Linked DNA regions of Homo sapiens: region 2 is linked to region 1. A link is a contact called in ENCODE Hi-C data. All regions are on one chromosome and are shown on one strand. The core of a region is the stretch at or near the end of the contact, and the rest is flanking DNA. Distances in the headings are between cores, read along the strand shown.

Region 1 (4,801 bases), core at 2,302-4,801:
GAGATGTAATTCAGGCGTGTGCCCAAGTGGAATAGAAAATGGAATCTTAGGCAACCAGCTTGTCGCAGTTTGCCTGGGACTTTCATGGATGTGACATTGAAAGTTCCACTACTCAGAACACCCTCAGTCCTGGGAAAACCAGTTTAAGTAGAGACACTAAGTCTCACTGTTTAAGTAGAGACACTACCTCTTCTGTTTTCTTGGTCTCTGAATCTACAGTGACTACAAACCACTTATCAGGGCATGAATTGGATGCACTTATGAGACAACAGGGCAGATTATTGTAACTGAAATATATGTGTCCCTGAAAATTTGGGTCATGTGTTATATAACCTTGGTGATACACATCTACAAACATGGTCTTTGTTCCTAAATGAATCAGCTATAAAATGTAGTGGTAGGGGATATACCGCATTGAAAAACACTACTCATTTAACAAGAGTTCCTAGAAGAATTCCCAGAAATATTTCTGCCAAAGGGTTCGTCTGAGAAGGAACAACAAATGAATAATTCAGATATTATATTGCATAAGGCAAATTTTGCCAGAAAACAAACTACCTCATTTATCTTAAAGACAGCTTATGTGAACTGTCCTTGGGGACAGGGACTGTGGCTCATTCACTACACTATCTCTGGCTTCTAGCAGGTACTCAGTAAATGTTCTCTGAGTAAGTTAACACATGGTTTTCAACACAAAGTACCAGTTTACTGTGCACCATAGTCACACAAATAGCCTGTGCCCCCTTTCTCTCATCAAAAAGAAGAGATTTTCCTGATTTATTTTGAGCTGAAGGGTGGTGAGCTGCCATTTAGGGCAGATTCTAGTTCTTGAGACAGTCAGACGACAGAAGGCGGAGGGGACACATGTGGCCTGTGGGCCAAACCAGCTTAGTAGGTGTGCTCTCTTATTTGGTCTGTGCAGTGTCCAAAAGTCAGGCATTTCCAGACAGAATCCTGGATTTATGGAACTTGGAAGAAATTGGAAGATCAAGCAACACAGTGCTTGAATTCCCATATGGCAACTGGATGGAGCTACATAGCACTGTCCCTGTTAGCTGAGCACACTCCCCAACTGCCACAGTCACTACCATGTCCTACTGCTTACCCTACTCACTCAAGAAGCTTCTCCACCATATCCGACAGACACTGGGGTCCTGAACACCTGGTCTAAAGCACAGACCTCTGTTGTAATACTGCACATTTTTAAATGGCTACTGAACCTTCCAAGTAGCTGTTGCCAGAACCTGATCTCCAAGCCTAGCGACTTCAGGCCTGCCTGGCATTCCATAGCACTGGTTTACATAGAACCTTTTTCTGTAATGAAATTAATAATTTAAGATATATATATACTCCACCTGTAATCATTTCCTTCCACCAATATTATTTCTGTAGTACCGAAAATATTGGACACTGAAACATGGACAATTCCCAACGAATCCCTTCTCTAATTCACAGAAATGAAATGCAGCCTTTTGCTATTATTTCTTTGATACAGAAAAAAACGGTGTGTTTCTATCTGTATTCTAAAGGACATTATTCCCATGTGTGTTTTCACAGTAAAGTTTAAACAGTCACTACTATTACCAAATACTAAATCAAAAGCTATTAGAAAATAAAGCTGCCACACCTTTATCCCTATGAAAAATACAAAATTAAATATATAAACAAACATAAACAAGCAGATGAATGACTCAGAAATAATAGTAATGGTTAACACTCCTTGAACCCACCTCACTCTGAACTGTCTCTGTGCTGACAGCTTCCCAGCATCAGCCTCCCAAAACCCCTATGGAGATAGCATGTCCCCATTTTAAGCATGAGGAAACAGAGAACAACAAGGAACTTGCCTGAGGTCACTTAGCTAGTAACTAGCAGAGGAGCTAGGATTAAAACCAAATTAATTTTAGCCATTAAGTTAAATGAATAAACAAAAACAGTGCACGCACACACACACACACACACCCTCCCACCAAAAGTTCGAAGAATAAAATAAAGTCATTATCAGATGCAGAGGACTGTAGCATCTGTGGCAAGACAGGATCTTTGTGACCTGATCCAATCCTTATTTCACAGGTGAGAACTCAGGTCTGAAGGATTCCATTCCTGGTCCAAAGGTCAAACAGCTGATGACTGCAGGGCCAGGCCTAGCAGCCAGAAGCCTGCCTCTCAGCTCAGGGTCCTCCCACACACCAGTGCAGGAACCTATGGCACTGTCTGCTTCCAAGTTCTATCGGTGGGCACAGATCTCCACTTGCAGGCAATGTTACCTAAGAGGGAGAGGAAACTTGATTTTCTCTGCCTCCATTTCTAAAAATCGTAATGCCACAATTGCTGCCTGAATGGATTTGAAGTTGACATCTAAAAGCAGTCATGTTGTCAGCCCCTGGTAGTTTCAACTACTTATTTTACACAAAGCAAGAGCAGAGTAGTGTCTATATAGATTAATTTTCATTCCTAATTTTAGTTATAATTAACTTTTATACATTTCTTGTATAAATTTAAAGCTGTTCTGGCATTGCATATTTATTCCATAATGAAAAATAAAAGTTCTCTTTTAAAGTATGCAAAAAATGCACACAATTACTGAAATATGAACACTGTTCATTTGAAATACAAAGTAGACGTTCATTCAAATCCATGTAAAATTCCTACTTCTCCTTCATTGAACGGGGGTTTCTCCTGCTGCAACTGATGTCATGAACACTCAGTGCTGGTACAGCATGCCATTCCCCTTAAAAATCTTTCCTTCTCCACAGAACATAAGTGCAACATAATCAGTTATATAATAACCCACAGGCCAATAAGACCTACACTCAGGTCTATAAGCAAGTAGCAAAATGCCTTTTTAAATTACCTTAAATATGTTTAAATATAAGTCAATCATCTCAAGTATGTTTAGTAATTACTAAAATGAGGAACATGTATGGAAAGACATCTTTTAATAATTCATTCTTATTTCACAAATATTCAGCTGCCAAAATTTCATGAGTCTCACATTTTTAATAAAAAGACCCAAAGTTCCATTAAATAATGGAGAAAAAAACTTCTCCACCATCTTAATACACTGACATGAGATTTTTCAAATTTTCCACGATTACCACCTATGGTATTTTAAAGATCTTCATTAAAAACATAAAAAATGAAATGGCTAGGGATTTCTATTCACTATAGTTTTTTCAAGGAAATGTAATTACTACGTAAGTATTCCTTTATTAAATTTGAAGTTATATAACCAACAAGCCAATATGAAAGATTTTTCTTTACGTCCTTTTCAAATTCCCCCAAAATATCTTTATGACAACTGCTATCAGCCTATGGCAGTGAGCCATCCATCATTTCAACAGGATGCCCGTGTCACCACTTTATAACACATGCACGCTATCGAACAATTCTTTTTAGGGATCTTGGATGTCCCATTCACCTCTCAATCTCCCACCAGCTCTAGATGAGAGAAATGAATGATTCAGAAAGTTTGTCCTTGTTCTGCAAGGACTTAAGACAAGCCTTAGAACTTGGGATTGGTCCAATTCCTACTGGGCAGGGGGCCACTGCTGAGGCCCTAGGTTGATAGATTACAGAGCCGGTAAACCCACCCCATTCACTTGCTCGCTCACGTTACTCCTACTGCAGAGTGGGATCCCTCAGGCTCACTCCTCAGGTGCCAGGGGCCAATCTGCCTCAGGATTCCTTCGTGGTTTTAATTTTGGCCTGTTTTATAGTCATGCAGAATCAACTGCAAGGACATCCTTGCTCATCTGGTCCCACCTCAAATCATCTTTTGCTTAGACAAAACGAATTATCCCAGGAGCTAGAAACTCATCCTACACTAGGAGAAACATCCCAACCCAGGGTGACAGGGTTCTTAAAGTGGAAATCAGCTTCTCCAACTTCCGTCTTTTGATCCTAGATCTGCTTATTCCAATTATACACAGAATAAGGCTCCTTCTTCCTCTCAGTTCAGTAAAAAATTAAGATTTTCAAGGACTCCTAGAATTTTAAAGCCAAAGGGGAATGTAAGAGATCATCTCTTTCAAACCCCTACATCCGTCCAGGAGTGAAGCAACCTGTCCAAGTCACACAGTAGTTAGAATTGAGCTGGACTCCTCCACTGTCTCTTCTCTTACCTGCTGAACAACTCAATGTGTCAATTTCCTTTTACTTCATGCAGTCAAATCACGCCCCTACTTTTCCAATCATTCCACTGCCCTTCAGGATTTTACTAGTCAAATTGTTAACTTTACCTGGAAACAGTTGTGGAAATGACTGCCATTATGTTAACAGGGTCATATGAAAAACACTTGTTTATCAACATTTATATGCTTTATTGAAAGTTGACAAGTGCAACAGTTAAATACAGTGACACCTTACAATTGTGTAGAGAACATGCACAGAAACATATGCATATAACTACTATACAGGTGATATGCAGAAACCCCTACTGGGAAATCCATTTCATTAGTTAGAACTGAGCATTTTTCAAAGTATTCAACCAGCTCAATTGAAAGACTTCAGTGAACAAGGATTTACTTCAGCGTATTCAGCAGCTAGATTTCAGATTACACAAAGTGAGTAACTGTGCCAAATTCTTAAAATTTCTTTAGGTGTGGTTTTTGTCATGTAGCAGTTTTTATGTAGATCTATATATAAAAGTCCACACCTCCTCAGACAGCCAATGAAACAACTAAATTTCAATCTGTACAACCTAAATAGTAGTTACAGTCCTCTATTGTACAAAATAGTTACACTACATACACAAATATACAATAAGCAAAACAACCTTCATGGTAAGATAGCCTAGGTC
Region 2 (4,801 bases), core at 1,631-4,130, 2.1 Mb after region 1:
TTTTTGATTTCAGAGATAAACAACATCAAAATAATTGGTAACTGACTTTAGTAACCTCCTTTTGTTATTTTTTGAAAAAGGATACTTAAAAAACACTACAATTTATTGTTACCATTGTTTTGGTTTTTTTTTTTCATCAGAAAAAAAAATAGTGAAGGCACAGCCTCACAATTATATATAATTTTTGAAATTAAATACATTCAGGTTCATGAAAAACTCAGGACATTGTCCTATTTTTTTTTCCTCATTTTATCAGGGTCATTTTTTCATCAACTAGCTGATTCACATAGAAAAATCCTGAAACACATATTATTTATCTTCAGAGAAATTCATGTTGATGTTACTAGTTGCATCAAATATCTCAGCCAGACAACATTATTTGTTGAATCTTCCAGGCAGCGGATTTTTTTAAAAGGGCCTGATTCCTGCCCTTAATAGCAAAAGGGTGCTGTTTTCAGAATAAGTAAACAGGGTATTAAACAAAAGAGAGATGTCCATCTTCTTGAAGAAATAGTGAAGAAGCAAGACAGCAAGGGGAAATGGCTTGTCGAGTTTCTTTAATATTTAGAAATAATCAAGATCATTTTCAAGGGTCAAGTACTCTCTCCCATTTTAAGAAAAACTCCTTCATTCAGGGAAATCATTTGAAACTTTAAAGATGTATCAACAAGTACCCCATAAATTTATACAAATAAAAAAGGACATATCAACAGGTGGCAAACCTGTTAAACACATGGTCTATTATGCAATACTTAATTGATTACTAATATTAATTGTGCACTCATTATATACAAAGTACTCCCCTCGATTCTGAGGCATGGGGAGAGAGTTGCAAAGATGAATAGGTCCCTATTTCATGGAATTTACAGTTTAGTAATCTGTAGATGGGTAAACAAACCACAATGAGTAGGTCAATCTAACAGAGGGACTGATCATTTGTTAAAAAGCAAATCGTGGGCTCATATGCAATCCATTATTTTCTTTAAAGAAGAATTAGTGGTCTTTTAAAAAAATATGTATGCTTCCTATGATGCATCACAACGACTCTTAGTCTGAACTAAATTTGCAGTCAGCCAGAAGATGTCCCAAATCATGTCCTGACTGCTGATCACACAGACTACCACCTGGTTTCAGCTGAAGATTCTTTTAATTGGATTTTTTTCTGTGTTTCTGTTTTTCACTGGATTTTGTTTTTCTCTGTTCCTCTCCCTGGAGGAAAGTGGAAATTTGGTTACTTTTTTGTGATGGAAGTATACTTTCATTTATTATTATTGTCGTTATTATTATGAATTTTGAAGCCGGACTTTTAAAAGCCTGGAAGGCTGCGGCGAATGGCATGTGAGAGGGGAGGTTTGCGGGAGGATACCAGCAGGTGGCGCGTGTCTCCTCCGGGCAGATTAGAATGCTTTGCTCAGGGCCAAGAATCCCGCAGGAATTAAGGGCAACTATCTGTGCAGTCAATTCAAGTGACACAGATCATGCCATACTTAAGTGCCGAGTCCATGAAGTCACCAGTTCCAGCCTGTTGTCTAGGCCATCAAACTTATGTATTACCACTTAAAAAACCAGCTCCCCTACTCCAAGGGTTGCATTACTTTCGTGCTTGACACCCCGACAACCCCGCACCCACCCCCCGACTCATTTTCCCCAAGCCAAGTCGCTCATAGGGGACAATCAAGCCTTAAGAATAGAGCAAAAATAAAGGCCCTGGAAAGTTGGACATGAAGCTTTAACTTCAGGAAAGGAATGGTATTCTATTAATCGTCCAGCTGGTCTGCCCTTAGGGTGTCAGATGTTCTCTGTCGCCCCTGGTGTGCCAGCATTGGCCTGGGTGCCACTGGGTGGCTGATGGCAGAATGTGAATTCACTTGCAAGCGGACATGTTCGTTTCCATGCCCCAAAGCGGGAAGAAGAAGGGCACAAGGAGACTTCGATGGTTCTTTCAGCTCAGACTCGAGCTGTGACTGATTTGCTGTTTGGGGTCACTGGCTTTCTAGCCTCTCCTGGCACCACCCAATTTCGGGGAGCAGCCAGCTCATCTTTCTCCTACGACAATGTCTTCTGTCCCCCATAAACACTGCCCTCATTTTGAGTTTTTCTTTCCTATGTCTGTAGCTTTCTTCTGCCGCTCAGCAAACACTCTGTCCCACTCGTATTCGTCCCTTGGCGCTGGCGTCTGGCCCAGGGGTACACTGTGAAGGAGGGCAACCCTAGATTCTGAGGGCCCTAGCTCGAATCTAGCGCCCCTCTAACTGCAGGGGTGACCTTAGATACATTTATTAACTTCCTCTGTAGACTCAGGGGAACAACTTTGGCACTCCTGGGGTCCCTGGATTAATGAGGTAACTTACGTAGACTCCCTAAACAAGCGTCTGGTTCATTGTAAGCGCCCAAATGCCAGGGGGCATCTGCAGGGATGACCCCATAGTGAATGAAAACTGCCTCTTGGGGATCTCTGGGTTAAACGGCCAGAATAAATCGCAGAATTGAGAGAACCCTCTCCTGCCCCAAACCTCACTGTACTGTAAATCCCATTCATTGCCTCCCGCCGTTTTATCCGTGTTCTCAGACCACCCCCCTATCCCCGCAACCTCCAGTCCCCTAAAGCCTCCTGGGCGGCAAAAGGACGCCCAGAGAGAGGTTCGGCGCCTCAGTTGCCCCGGAGCAGACGTCCAGCCCCGCCGTGTACCCGATTGCGGGGCGGATCGCGGCAAGGCGGCGGCGGCCGGCAGAATAGGCGCGGAGGAAGGCTCAGGCGGGGCAGACTGCGTGGGGGAAGGAGGAGGAGAGAGCAGACGGCGGAGGAGGGCAGAGCAGCCGGGGGGAGGGCGCAGGGGCGGGAGGAGACACATGCGCGCTGCCGCCGCCGCCGCCGCCGCCGCAGTCCTTAGCTTCCCGGGGACAGGAAACCTTCAAGACCGAGCTGCCACGGCCGCCTCCCCGCCCGCCCCCCATTCTACGCGCCTGCCCACACCCTCCTCCCCTCCTTCCAGCGCCTTTCGGTGGAGCACTGCGGCACTCAGCCCGAGCTGCCGTTTTCCCCTCGCGGGGAACGCTGTGACCCCCCCGCAGGAGCGGCGGGGCGGGGTGGGGGGGCCCGGGAGAAGATGGCGACGCCGGGAAGCGAACCCCAACCTTTCGTCCCGGCCCTTTCGGTAGCTACTCTGCACCCACTTCATCATCCCCACCACCACCACCACCACCATCAGCACCACGGAGGAACCGGCGCCCCCGGCGGGGCGGGTGGTGGCGGCGGTGGCAGCGGGGGCTTCAACCTGCCCTTGAACCGGGGTCTGGAGCGCGCGCTTGAGGAGGCGGCCAACTCCGGGGGGCTGAACCTGAGCGCCAGGAAATTGAAGGAATTTCCCCGTACCGCAGCCCCCGGGCACGACCTCTCGGACACGGTGCAGGCAGGTGAGTGAGGGCCGAGGGGCGGGCAGGGGTGTGGGTGCTGTCTGGGTGTCTGTCGTGCGTTCCCTAACGCGGTGGACAGTCGGAGATCTTGTCTTGCTGGGGGAGGGAGGGTCCATCGGCCCGTTGTCTCCCGAAGAAGGGACTCGCGTGGGCGCGGAAGAAGCGGGCCCTGGAGAGGGCACGGGGGCCCTGCCTGGTCCGGCGATGCAGTGCCAGGAGGGCAGGGGTGCGCCGGGCCTCTGCGCCTGAGAGCGAGGGGTCTCCGGCTCTCCACCCTGTGGCTGCCGCGCCAGGGAAGTAACCGCGGGGCTGGGACTTGCAGGCGCGCCGCGTGCGCGCAGTGTAAGTGGGAGGTTTCAGGCGGCTGTGTCGGCTTCCTGGGCCCCGCGCAGGGCTGGGAACTCCAGCGCGGACAGCGGCGTCGGCGCCTCCAACCAGTTCAAGCCGTCTTTGCATCGAGGCGTAGCCCATCCTGGTGGGGAAACCCAGACAAAGGTGGCACGCCCTCGGCCGAGCCAGGGGCATCGGCGCAGTGCCGCGAGCCCCCTCGGCGACATCGCCGAGCGATCGGGCAACTCGGTGCCGCCTGTGAGGTGCCCAAGTTTCCTCTCCCTGCGCTTGTGCGGGAAAAGAGCCGCCGGGCTTGTAGTGAATCCCAGTCGGCTGCCGCTTCGGAAGCGATCGGCCCTCTTCCTTCCGTGCCTTTTGCTCACCGCCCACACAGTTTGGGTCCTACCACCGAGGCTACCTGGTTCTCAGTTACCCAACCGTTGCGGGGGCCCCAGGAAAGGACGGCGTGGCATATTAAAGGCAAAGTAATTAACGTGAGCCTGTTTTCCTGTGTGAGCCCGGCAAGTTGTAACTCGCGCCAATAAGCAGCATAACTTTTTCAAGTTACGTCATGTGTTACATACTTCTAAAACGTCTGCTTTCTCTTTGGTAGTTGGAGTTCCAGGAGCGGGATCTATAAACAGGAAGGAGGGTGGTGGAATAGGATTGGGGCCTTAGGGTCTATACAGAACTGACTTGGTTTCCGGCCATCCGGTTCCGCTCCCTGGGGGAGGGTTTGTGTCATAGCAAGCGCCCAACATTTCCCAGGGCAGTGGGTGCTCCGTTTTGGAGCCGCTGCCCAGACCTCTTGGCTGTCATCGCCTCATGGCCCAGGGTCAGACCCCCTGGGTCTTGGATGGGTTGACTCTCATCACAGGAGCACCCAGTTTAATCTTGTAGTGGGCAAGGGAGCAGGCAGTGGGTTTTTGGAGGCTAGGTTTCCAGTGTCTTTTCCCCCTTTTAATTCAATAAACATTTATCTAGAGCCTTAATGAATATTTAGATACAGTTCTGAGTTCACTGGAGGCAAAGATGGCTCTCCAGGGTCATTAAACTT

What was found. A loop is a pair of places that touch in the nucleus more often than their neighbours do. Pooled maps may share reads with other maps.
Region 2: a loop to region 1 is called in a map of transverse colon, with 11 times the contacts of the local background. The contact joins the promoter of LRCH1 here to the enhancer-like site in region 1. A Hi-C loop is called at or near these places in 2 of 168 maps with a recorded cell type or tissue (naive thymus-derived CD4-positive, alpha-beta T cell and transverse colon) and 5 of 50 pooled maps.

What each region holds. Positions count from the first base shown.
Region 1 is chr13:44,429,221-44,434,021 of GRCh38, forward strand. It overlaps TSC22D1 (TSC22 domain family member 1), which reads right to left. Exons shown (of 3, transcript NM_183422.4): 3 at 2,923-4,801. Among named protein-coding and RNA genes, the nearest start is that of TUSC8, 26 kb to the left of the region's middle. Within about 2 kb of position 3,552, at least 5 of the 41 ENCODE cell types and tissues checked have a DNase peak (open chromatin) inside an H3K27ac peak, as active enhancers do; they include transverse colon, where a contact is called at or near this core.
Region 2 is chr13:46,550,290-46,555,090 of GRCh38, forward strand. It overlaps LRCH1 (leucine rich repeats and calponin homology domain containing 1), which reads left to right and starts at 2,881. Exons shown (of 20, transcript NM_001164211.2): 1 at 2,881-3,414. The coding sequence starts at 3,108. RefSeq lists silencers at 2,825-3,014, 3,075-3,134 and enhancers at 3,338-4,038, 3,695-4,014.